2 separate regions of the Homo sapiens genome follow, and region 2 is linked to region 1. A link is an interaction called in ENCODE POLR2A ChIA-PET data of the cell type or tissue named here. Cell type or tissue: MCF 10A. All regions are shown on one strand. Each heading gives the region's core, and the rest is flanking DNA. Links, peaks and the distances in the headings are about the cores only. Region 1 has its middle 92 kb from the start of BIN1. Region 2 overlaps MYO7B (myosin VIIB).

What was found. ChIA-PET counts read pairs that join two places held together with the same protein. Peaks named below come from ENCODE experiments on the same cell type or tissue, not always from the same donor. Only the 100,000 strongest peaks of a DNase experiment are listed, where the experiment ranks them.
Region 2: POLR2A ChIA-PET joins it to region 1 with 5 read pairs; 1 of 35 experiments calls an interaction of 5 or more read pairs at or near these places.

The regions. Positions count from the first base shown.
Region 1 is chr2:127,012,470-127,016,852 of GRCh38, forward strand. No RefSeq gene overlaps it. Among named protein-coding and RNA genes, the nearest start is that of BIN1, 92 kb to the right of the region's middle. In MCF 10A, for the core only: no CTCF peak of the experiment used is centred there; a DNase peak (open chromatin) is centred at 2,372.
Region 2 is chr2:127,574,629-127,579,011 of GRCh38, forward strand. MYO7B (myosin VIIB) reads left to right here. Exons shown (of 48, transcript NM_001393586.1): 8 at 1,967-2,080; 9 at 3,505-3,658. Among named protein-coding and RNA genes, the nearest start is that of MYO7B, 41 kb to the left of the region's middle. RefSeq lists enhancers at 2,976-3,529, 3,578-3,627. In MCF 10A, for the core only: no CTCF peak of the experiment used is centred there; a DNase peak (open chromatin) is centred at 1,903.

The DNA.
Region 1 (4,383 bases), core at 300-4,299:
TTTTGACTTATAGAGTGACCAACCCTCCCAGTTTCCCAGGACTTTCTTTATTTTGGCACTGAAAGTCTCATTTCCAGGGAAACCCCTCAGTCCCAGGCAAACTGGGATGATTGGTGACCCTGGCTCTCAGAGCCATCTTTGGCTTGCCGTTCAACCCATCCCTGCCTTTCCGGAGGTCCACCTGTCTCCCCACTCCACCCCCCCATGCTCTTGGGTGGGCCATGGTGGCTCTCCAGTGCTGGCTTTTGTTCAGCCAATTGCACCAAATATACCAAACATACAGTCCAGTATAACCTGAGCCACTCAGACTCTGATTCTCAGAAACTGACATTGGAACTCAGAGATGGCAACAACAATGTCAAGAAGGTGAAGAATAAGAATAAGATTTGTGAACATTATCAGTGTACTTAACCACTGCCGGGTTCTCTTTTAAATTACTGTTGTAATTTAATCATCACAAAACCCCTGTGAGATAAGTGCTATTGTTCTCACCACTTGGTCAGAGAAGTCATTAATAGGTAACACGTGTACAGCTAGTAAGTGCTAGACTGGGGGTCAAAATCCAAGCAGCATGTTTCCCGAGTTCTTCTCACTGCTAACATTAGTCTACCCAGCTTGTGTGCTCTATTCTAGTTCTGCTAAACATGTCCTAGGAAGTGAGTCGTATCTGGGCTGGGCAGCCATGTGTGCCCACACGTGTGGACGAGCAGAGAAAGCGAGTGTGTGTTTTTGGGAGACAGAGAGACAGATACAGAGAGAAAGAGAGATTGAGAGAGATGCATGCATACAGAGAGAGAAAGAGACAGACTGAGAGGCAGAGAGACTGAGAGAGATAGATAAGAGAGAAAGAGACAGGGAGAGACTAAGAGACAGAGACACAAAGCGACACAAAGAGACAGAGAAACACAGTGGCAGAGACAGCAGCAGAGAGGTGGAGAAGCAAAGAGAGTGAAGGAGTTAAGAACATGCCATCACAAATTAGCCAGGCGTGGTGGTGTGTGTCTGTGGTCTCAGCTACTTGGGAGGCTGAGGCAGAATGATCGCTTGAGCCCAGGAGGTTGAGGTTGCAGTGAGCCATGGTTGTACCACTGCACTCCAACCTGGACAACAGAGAAACAGCCCCTCCCACCCCCCAAAAAAAGAACATGCCACCCCAAAATACGTTGCTACAGCATATTGACTGTTTTGAGTTAAAGGTGATACCACAGTGGCTCACACCTGTAATCCCAGCACTTTGGGAGGCCAAGGTGGGCGAATCACGAGGTCAGGAGTTCAAGGCCAGCCTGAGGGTGGCTCCCAGCATGGAGAAGAAAGCAGAGCCAAGAGACTCACATAGAATGGACGTGGGAACTAGGGAACTGAGCCTAACACCCAGGCAAATCAATCCCCTGCTCCTGAAAAGCTGCTCGAGTTGGGATTTTGGCCACTGGCAGCTGAAACACCTTCTGTGACTAGGGCTTTAGGCAGTCACTTAAGAAGGCTTCAAGAAATCACTCTACAGAAGTATGAAATTAAAGTGGTAGGTTGGGCCCACCGTGGAGCCCCCACAGGCTGGTGACTTCCCCTGCTGGCCACACTGCAGGCTCCCTCATGGGGTTTATTGACTATTATCTGATGTAAACAACAGCCCCGGTTAGCATCCTCCTCAGTTAACAATGAATGCAGGGAGCTGAAAGTAACTTCCACCCTCGCAGTTCAGGAAGCATCAGCCTTTAGAGGAGTTCACCTGGCCTGTGCAAGGTCACAGCTCCCTTACCTAGGAGGGCTCAGGGAGGTAGGCATGTATGTGTGGGTGAAAACACATCCCAGCCCACCACACCCTTCACAAGAGCCCTTGCTGAGGCTCCTGTCCTTTCATCCCATATCTGCAGGTGGTACTCCCTGATGAATGCCTCTAAACCCTGCAGCCACCACACTGCCTCTCTGTCTGCTCCAGCTCTGTCTTGCTACTAAATCCGGTTCTGCAGGTCCCCAACCATCTGTGCTTTGAGGCTCAGCTCCTCCACCAACCTTCAGGCCATCCACACTGGTCACCAACATGCCTGTCTGATTCCCAGGGCTATCTCCCTCTGACCAGGGCTGTGCCCCCCCCAATATGTCCATCCCTTACTCTCTTGCTACCCAGATGCCAACCATTTTTCTCCTTTCTAGGCTCTCCTCATGCTCTGCTTCCTCCAGGAAGCTTTCTCTGATCACCAGCTCAGCCTAAATTATCTTTTCTCTTGGCACTTGCAGTGTTTGGGTCTCTCTGCCCCTGTTTATGTCATTGTGTGCAATAGAGTAAACTCTCCACGTACACTCCCCAGACTGCTGACTGGTCTCATGCTCGTGCTTGCAGAGGTTTGCCTGCAAGGAAACCTCTTGCCTGCAAGTGATGTGATGTGATGAGAACATCGGCTTCATAACTGTGTGATCTTGGGTAACATTTACTCAACATCTCTGAGTCTCAACTTAGTCATCAAGAAAAACGGAAATAACATGAACTTCTGGGGATACTATGGAGATTAAATGAGAAAACATATCAAATACCTAGCACAGTTTCTAGAATCTAATAGGCAATCACCATTGTAAGGGGCTTCTTCCCTTTGTCACAAAAACCTACATTCCAAGCATGTTCACTAGACTGCGCTGATTCCTTAGACAAGTCCTAAGATATTCTAGTGTCTAAAAAACTGCCTCCCTTTACAGAAAGTCTAACTTTGAGAAATGTCAGCGGGGACATGAGTGCTGCCACCACCATGGCCCTCCATGACAGACACTCTTCTCTGCCAAACCTGAATCCAGCCTCAGAATCTCACCTAACACATTCCTCCAAGTAGCCACTACTGACTAATAAGAGTTGGCAAAAGAGAAGAAAAGCGTTTGTCCTCTGTGAGTTAACACTTTTATCTGAAAAGCAGTTACTGCAGGCCTGATGCGGGCCAATCTGTGTGCCAGACCGTGAACTACGGTGGAGACAAGAGGAAGGTGAGGGAAGACCTGTGATCCCATCTACAGGTGCTCACGTTTGGAAACAACCCAGCATGAGGAAGCTCCAAGTGCAGAGTGGGCACTCCAGGTCTCGGCCAGGTGGAGGAGGCTCTGAGACCTAAGGAATGAGCAGGAACAGCTATGAGTCTGTGCACCTTCCCCAAGTCTTTGATGCCTCCTGGGGCCCACCCCAACCAGTGGTGGATGGGACCTGGTAGAAGGCGCCTGGCCTTTCAGGGAACAATCCTTGGAAGTGGCCCCATTGCCCACAGTGGTGACCTCAAATTCCTACCTTATATTGTTCTTGCCTCCTTTCCTGTTGCCCTCTGCCCCATTTCCTCTCTCCTGCTTCCTTTGGGATCACCTTCCAAATAAAACCCCTGCACCCAAGTGGGCACAGCAGCACTGTGCTCCATGGCATGGCTGGGCTGGCCTGGGACTCTCCTGTGCCTCCATGTGTGGGGGTCTGGAGGGAGGGATAAGAGTGAGTGGTCTGTGGGGTGGCCCTCCCGGGACAAGGGGATCCTGGGTGAGGGGAGGCAAGCGTGGGCTCCTCTGCGCCAACAAAGGGGTTCTGAAGACCCTCCAGGGCAGAGTGTTGGGTAGGGCCACAAACATGAGAGGGGCTGCCTGAGCCCCCTTCAGCACAGAGCTGGGGCTGGACAACAGGGTCCCGCGGGAGCAGCCTTAGGGAACAGGCCGAGGTGGGAGGCAGAGGGAGGGGTACAAGGAGAGCAGGACCCAGTGGAAACCACAGCAGCTGCTTGGTCCTGGGAACTCTGGCCCCCCTAACCCAGAGGTCTCCAGAGAGAAAGGCCTGGGAGAAGAGACCCTAGAGAGAGATGGAATTGGCTGCCAGCCTCAGCCCTGAGGACGTGCCCGCGCAGGGTTTATCTGCTGAGGGAGAGCGTGCGGGTGCGGGTGCGGGTGCGAGAGGACAGCTCTGGTCTCTACCCCCAGAGGGAGCTACGGGTGTGTGGCCCCAGGCCCACCCTCCCCAACAGTAGGCTCCTTCTGGGCCGTGGTTCTCCAGATGCCCGGAGCCACAGGTGTCTTGGCAGGTGCTTCTGAAGGGGCCACAGCCGGAGCGCCTGGAGACCACCACTGTCCACGTGCGCAAAGCGACGTCCCAGTTTCCTCACGCGTGGGCTGCAGCTTCTCCTCCCACGTGGCCCTGAGCGAGTCTCGGGGACCACCACGCGGGCGTCCAGCAGGGCTTCCTGCCTGGAAGAGGGGCCGCGCTCACCCTCCTCTCTGGCCCTCATTCTCAGGGTCAGCCTTCTCCCCTCCGCAGCCCCATAGGAATTCCATCTGGGCCGCTTCTACCCCTGCACCTTGTAGCTTGCAGTGGATGGGACGTTCTTGGGCCCAGCCCTTTTGTGGAAGCACATCCTACCCTAGCGGAATGGCAGT
Region 2 (4,383 bases), core at 107-4,106, 560 kb after region 1:
ATTCTGAGACTAGGCTAGTTGGGTGGGCCGTATCTTCAGGTATGTTAGGGGACATGGCAGAAAGACACAGATGACAGTATCCCAAATACCACATGGCCAGGAAGTACAGTGGCATGTGGCCTGTGTTGTCACACCAGGCCCTGTGCTCAGGGGGCCCCATGCTTGGTTTCATGCTCTGCTATTGCCACCTTGAAATTCTTACTAGCTTTTTAGCAAGAGGGCCCATGGTTTCCTTTTGCACTGGGCGATCATGTAGCCAGTCCCAAATGGTAGGAATCCCAACACATGGCACCCACAACAGCAGAATTAATGCACCTGTGTGTGTGTGTGAGTGTAAGGGGGTGCTCTCGTATGATGGCATAACACCTAACACATGCATGTGTGCAAATGAGTGCACACACACAGAAGGGGTCCAGAGGGGAGAATGCCACCAACAGAGGGGCTGTGGCTGTGTGAGAGGGACAGATGCCTCCGCACTGTGACAAGCTGAGAAGGAAGGTCACATTTAGTGACCCTCCGACCTGGTGCTATACTTTTCCTGTTTTATCTCATTTGACCTTCACAACCATGAGAGGTAGGTCTCTTTATCCCTATTGTACAGATGAGAAAACTGAGTCCAGTTAAGTTCGGCCCCTTGTCCAGGGTCACAGAGCCAGCAGATGGCAGAGTCTCTCTGCCCTGTCTGGAAGCTCCTATTTCTTGATATAGTGGTTGCTGAGTTCATAGAACTTGTCACCCAAAATGATACCCTGAAATGGGCAGGAAATTTCTAAAGCAGGTGAGAAACAAGGCCTGCCCAAGAAAAGAGAAAGAATTTAAAATTACGGCATATCTATACTACAGAGGAGGCGGTCTGTCCATGTCAATGTAAAGGATCACCAAGAGATATGTTTAGGTGAAAAAAAAGGAAGTAGCAGAACCACAAATATGTTTTGTGTAAAAAAAAAGAAACAAAGAAAAGAAAAGAGATAACTATTTATAGATATACTATAAGTAAATGTTTTTTTAAAAACATGTCTAGGTTCTGGGGCGGGGAGGAGGGGATTTAAGAAAGGGGAAGGCAGGATGGAAAGGAGCTCTCATTTTTTTGTTTTTGATCCTCCCACCTCAGCCTTTTGAGTAGCTGAGACTAGAGGTGTTTACCACCACATCCAGCTAATTTTCTTATTTTTTGTAGAGGTGAGGTCTCACTATATTGCCCAGGCTGCTCTCAAACTCCTGAGCTCAAGTAATCTTCCCGCCTCAGCCTCCCAAAACTGCTGGGATTACAGCCCAACTGAGACTCCCATCTTTTAACACTACTGCATATGCTTCAGATTGTTTGATTTGTATGAGAATGCATTTATAAATAGTGTTTTAAAAAATACAGAAGGCACCCTAGGCAACATGGCAAAACCCCATCTCTACAAAAAATACAAAACTTAGCCGGACGTGGTGGTGTGTGCCTGTGATCTTAGCTACTTGGTAGGCTGAGGTGGGAGGATGGCTTGAATCCAGGACTTCGAGGCTACAGTGGGCTGAGATTGCACCACTGCACTCTAGCTTGGGTGACAGAGCAAGACCTTCTCTCGGAAAAAAAAAAAATACTGAAGGCCTAGGGAGCCCCGTGGCTGTCAGATCTCTCGTGGGCCACTAAGTGCCTGTGAAGACTGTGGGACTATAAGAGAGCCCCGACTCTGTGCCATCACTCCTGGCCTGGAGACTTTGGGCACAGCAGTGTCAGGGCTTCGAGGAGCAGTCAAGATGCAGGGAAATGGAGTTCTCAGGGCAGGGATGAGACAGCCGCGGAGGCCCGGGACAGGGACAGCAACCAAGCCAGGCTGGCCCTGGGTCAGTGCCAGAGCTGCTCCTGGCTGAGAGATGTGGAGCGGAGGCCAGGGCTGGGCTGGGCAGAGGCAGTCTGAGGCCCTGAGGCCTCAGGGGAATGGCTCATGAATCTGTCTGGAATGCCCTCCCTCCCTCCCAGGCTCCCGAGGAGCGGAACTACCATATCTTCTACTGCATGCTCATGGGGGTGAGTGCTGAGGACAAGCAGCTGCTGAGCCTGGGCACGCCCTCCGAGTACCACTACCTGACCATGGTGAGCTGCCCACCTGCCGCCTCCCAGTAGCCAGTGGAAGGGAGGAAAAAGAGCTTGTGCCGCTCCACCCTCCGCGACAGCTGCAGAGAAGCCCAACGCTGGCCGGGCCCCTGAGGCGGGGCTGGTTCCCTTTGCCTCTCCTCGCCAGCCCCTCTCTGCTGGGAATCACCTTGCCCGCGTGCCTCCCGCTTCCCCGTCACATGTACCCCATGCCCCAGGCTGGACCCGGGGCCTCCCCGCAGACCTCATCTTCCTTTGGTCCCCACTGGATGACAGGCTCCCGGTGCCCAGTGGGCCACAGGGAGTTGCCCACATGCCTCCTGCTCCTGATTTCACTCCAATTGTCTGTCCTTGCAGGCCCCCTAAAACGTAAGCCCCGGGCCCCAGGAAAGCAAAGCCCTTCCTGTGCTCCCAGCTGCACCCGCCACCTAGGACAGGGCGGCACCACAGCCATCGCTCATTAGCTGAGGCTCCCTGGCCCTCAGGAGAACTGCGCCTCCTGGTTTATTGACCACAGAGTGGACCCAGAGCATTCTGCCTCTGGGATCTCTCCCATGCAACCCTCTCTCCTGGGTCCACTGCTCCAAGGCCTTCACCAGCCCCTGCCTAGACTTCATGGGTCCCCCATCGCCAGTCTTGACCTCTAATCTGTCATCTACCCTGCAGCCAAAGCACTCTTCCTGTAGGAAGGTTTGCACTGTAGTGTCATGCTTTGGATGGCACTGCTGCAGTGACCCCTGCGGCTTGTAGGGTAGAAGTCCAAACTCCTCCATGTGGTTTCCAGGTCCCTCCAAGATCTGCCCCTCTGCCGACCTCTCCCTTCTCAACACCCACCCCAGCCTCCCCGCAGCCCTGTCCCTGCCTCCCCACCTCGTGGCCTTGCTCCCATCATCCTCTGCCTAAACTGCCCTCTGTCCTCAGAGGCGGTGGGGCCAGCTCTGCACCTCCTCCAAGAAGCCTTTCTCCACCTCTCGATAGGGCTGGCCCCGGCCCCTGTGGTCTGGGCACCTGTAACAGGCAAATGGCCATGGCACGGTCACTGGCTCCCTGCCTGCCCCCCTGGATGCGCAGCACAGGGCCTGGCCCATGGCGAGCCATGGAAAGTGTTTCTTAAAGGAACAAACCCACAGTGTCCCCCAGAGAGACAAGGCAAGCTCGAGTAGGGACGAACGACAAATAGAGGATCAGAGAAGAAGTGTGACTTGGCCAAGGTCACACAGTGGCCAAATGCTGGTGCTGGTGGCAAGGCCTGATCATGCTGTGGCTACTGTGTCATGATTCTGCCTCTGAAAAGAGTTTTTGAGCGTGGACCCTACGTGGTCCACCCATTGCCTATGAAGTGCAGTGTCTCAGCCTTGCTGGTCCCAGGAGGGAGGTGGTGGGGCAGGGGATGGCCCCATTCACTGAGGCACCCTGTCCCTCAGGGGAACTGCACTTCCTGTGAGGGGCTCAACGACGCCAAGGACTACGCCCACATCCGCTCGGCCATGAAGATCCTCCAGTTCTCCGACTCCGAGAGCTGGGACGTCATCAAGCTGCTGGCTGCCATTCTCCACCTGGGGAATGTGGGGTTCATGGGTAATGCCGGTTCTGCCCCAACTGCACCCTTGGGGAGGGAGAGGGAAGGGGACAGGAGCAGGAAGGCATCTCTAGGGGTTCTCACAGGAAGGATCCTGTGGTCCAACCCAGGCCTGGAAAAATATATCTAAAAAATTCAGCTGTGATTTTGGAGGCCTCGTGAGGCAAAGGGGAAAATGTCAAAGCTTAAGGCTCTCCACAGGTGGAGACCGGCCAATCATCCCCCACTTTTAGCTGGGACCCAAAAGGGCTTCCCCCTTAAGGTTCAGGTAAGCCAGAGTAAACAAATCCACGTGTGAACTTGCAAACCAGGTTGTGAGCAAGGGGTGGTCTGGGGATTAAGTTGTCCTGACCTGTGAACACCCCCAAGCACCTAACGGCAGTTATTGACAGTCCTCGCTGGAAAAAAGCACCAGCAAGTTAGATTACAAATGATTCCTGTGAGTAGTTTTTCAAACACAACATCCAGCATGAAGCCAGGAAGAAATAGGAACAAGGAAATGAGATACCATGAACAAGAACCGGCAGAAATAATAAACAGTAGAAATCGATCCACAAAGATTTCAAAGTTGGAATTATTAGACACAGACTAGAGAAGTTCTGCTTATTTTGCTCAAGAAAAGAAGCAGCCAAGCTTGAAAATTTAGACAGCGAATGGGAAACTTTAAAGACATTATAGATTTATAAACAAACCACATAGAAATTCCATTCTAAAATTAAAAAAA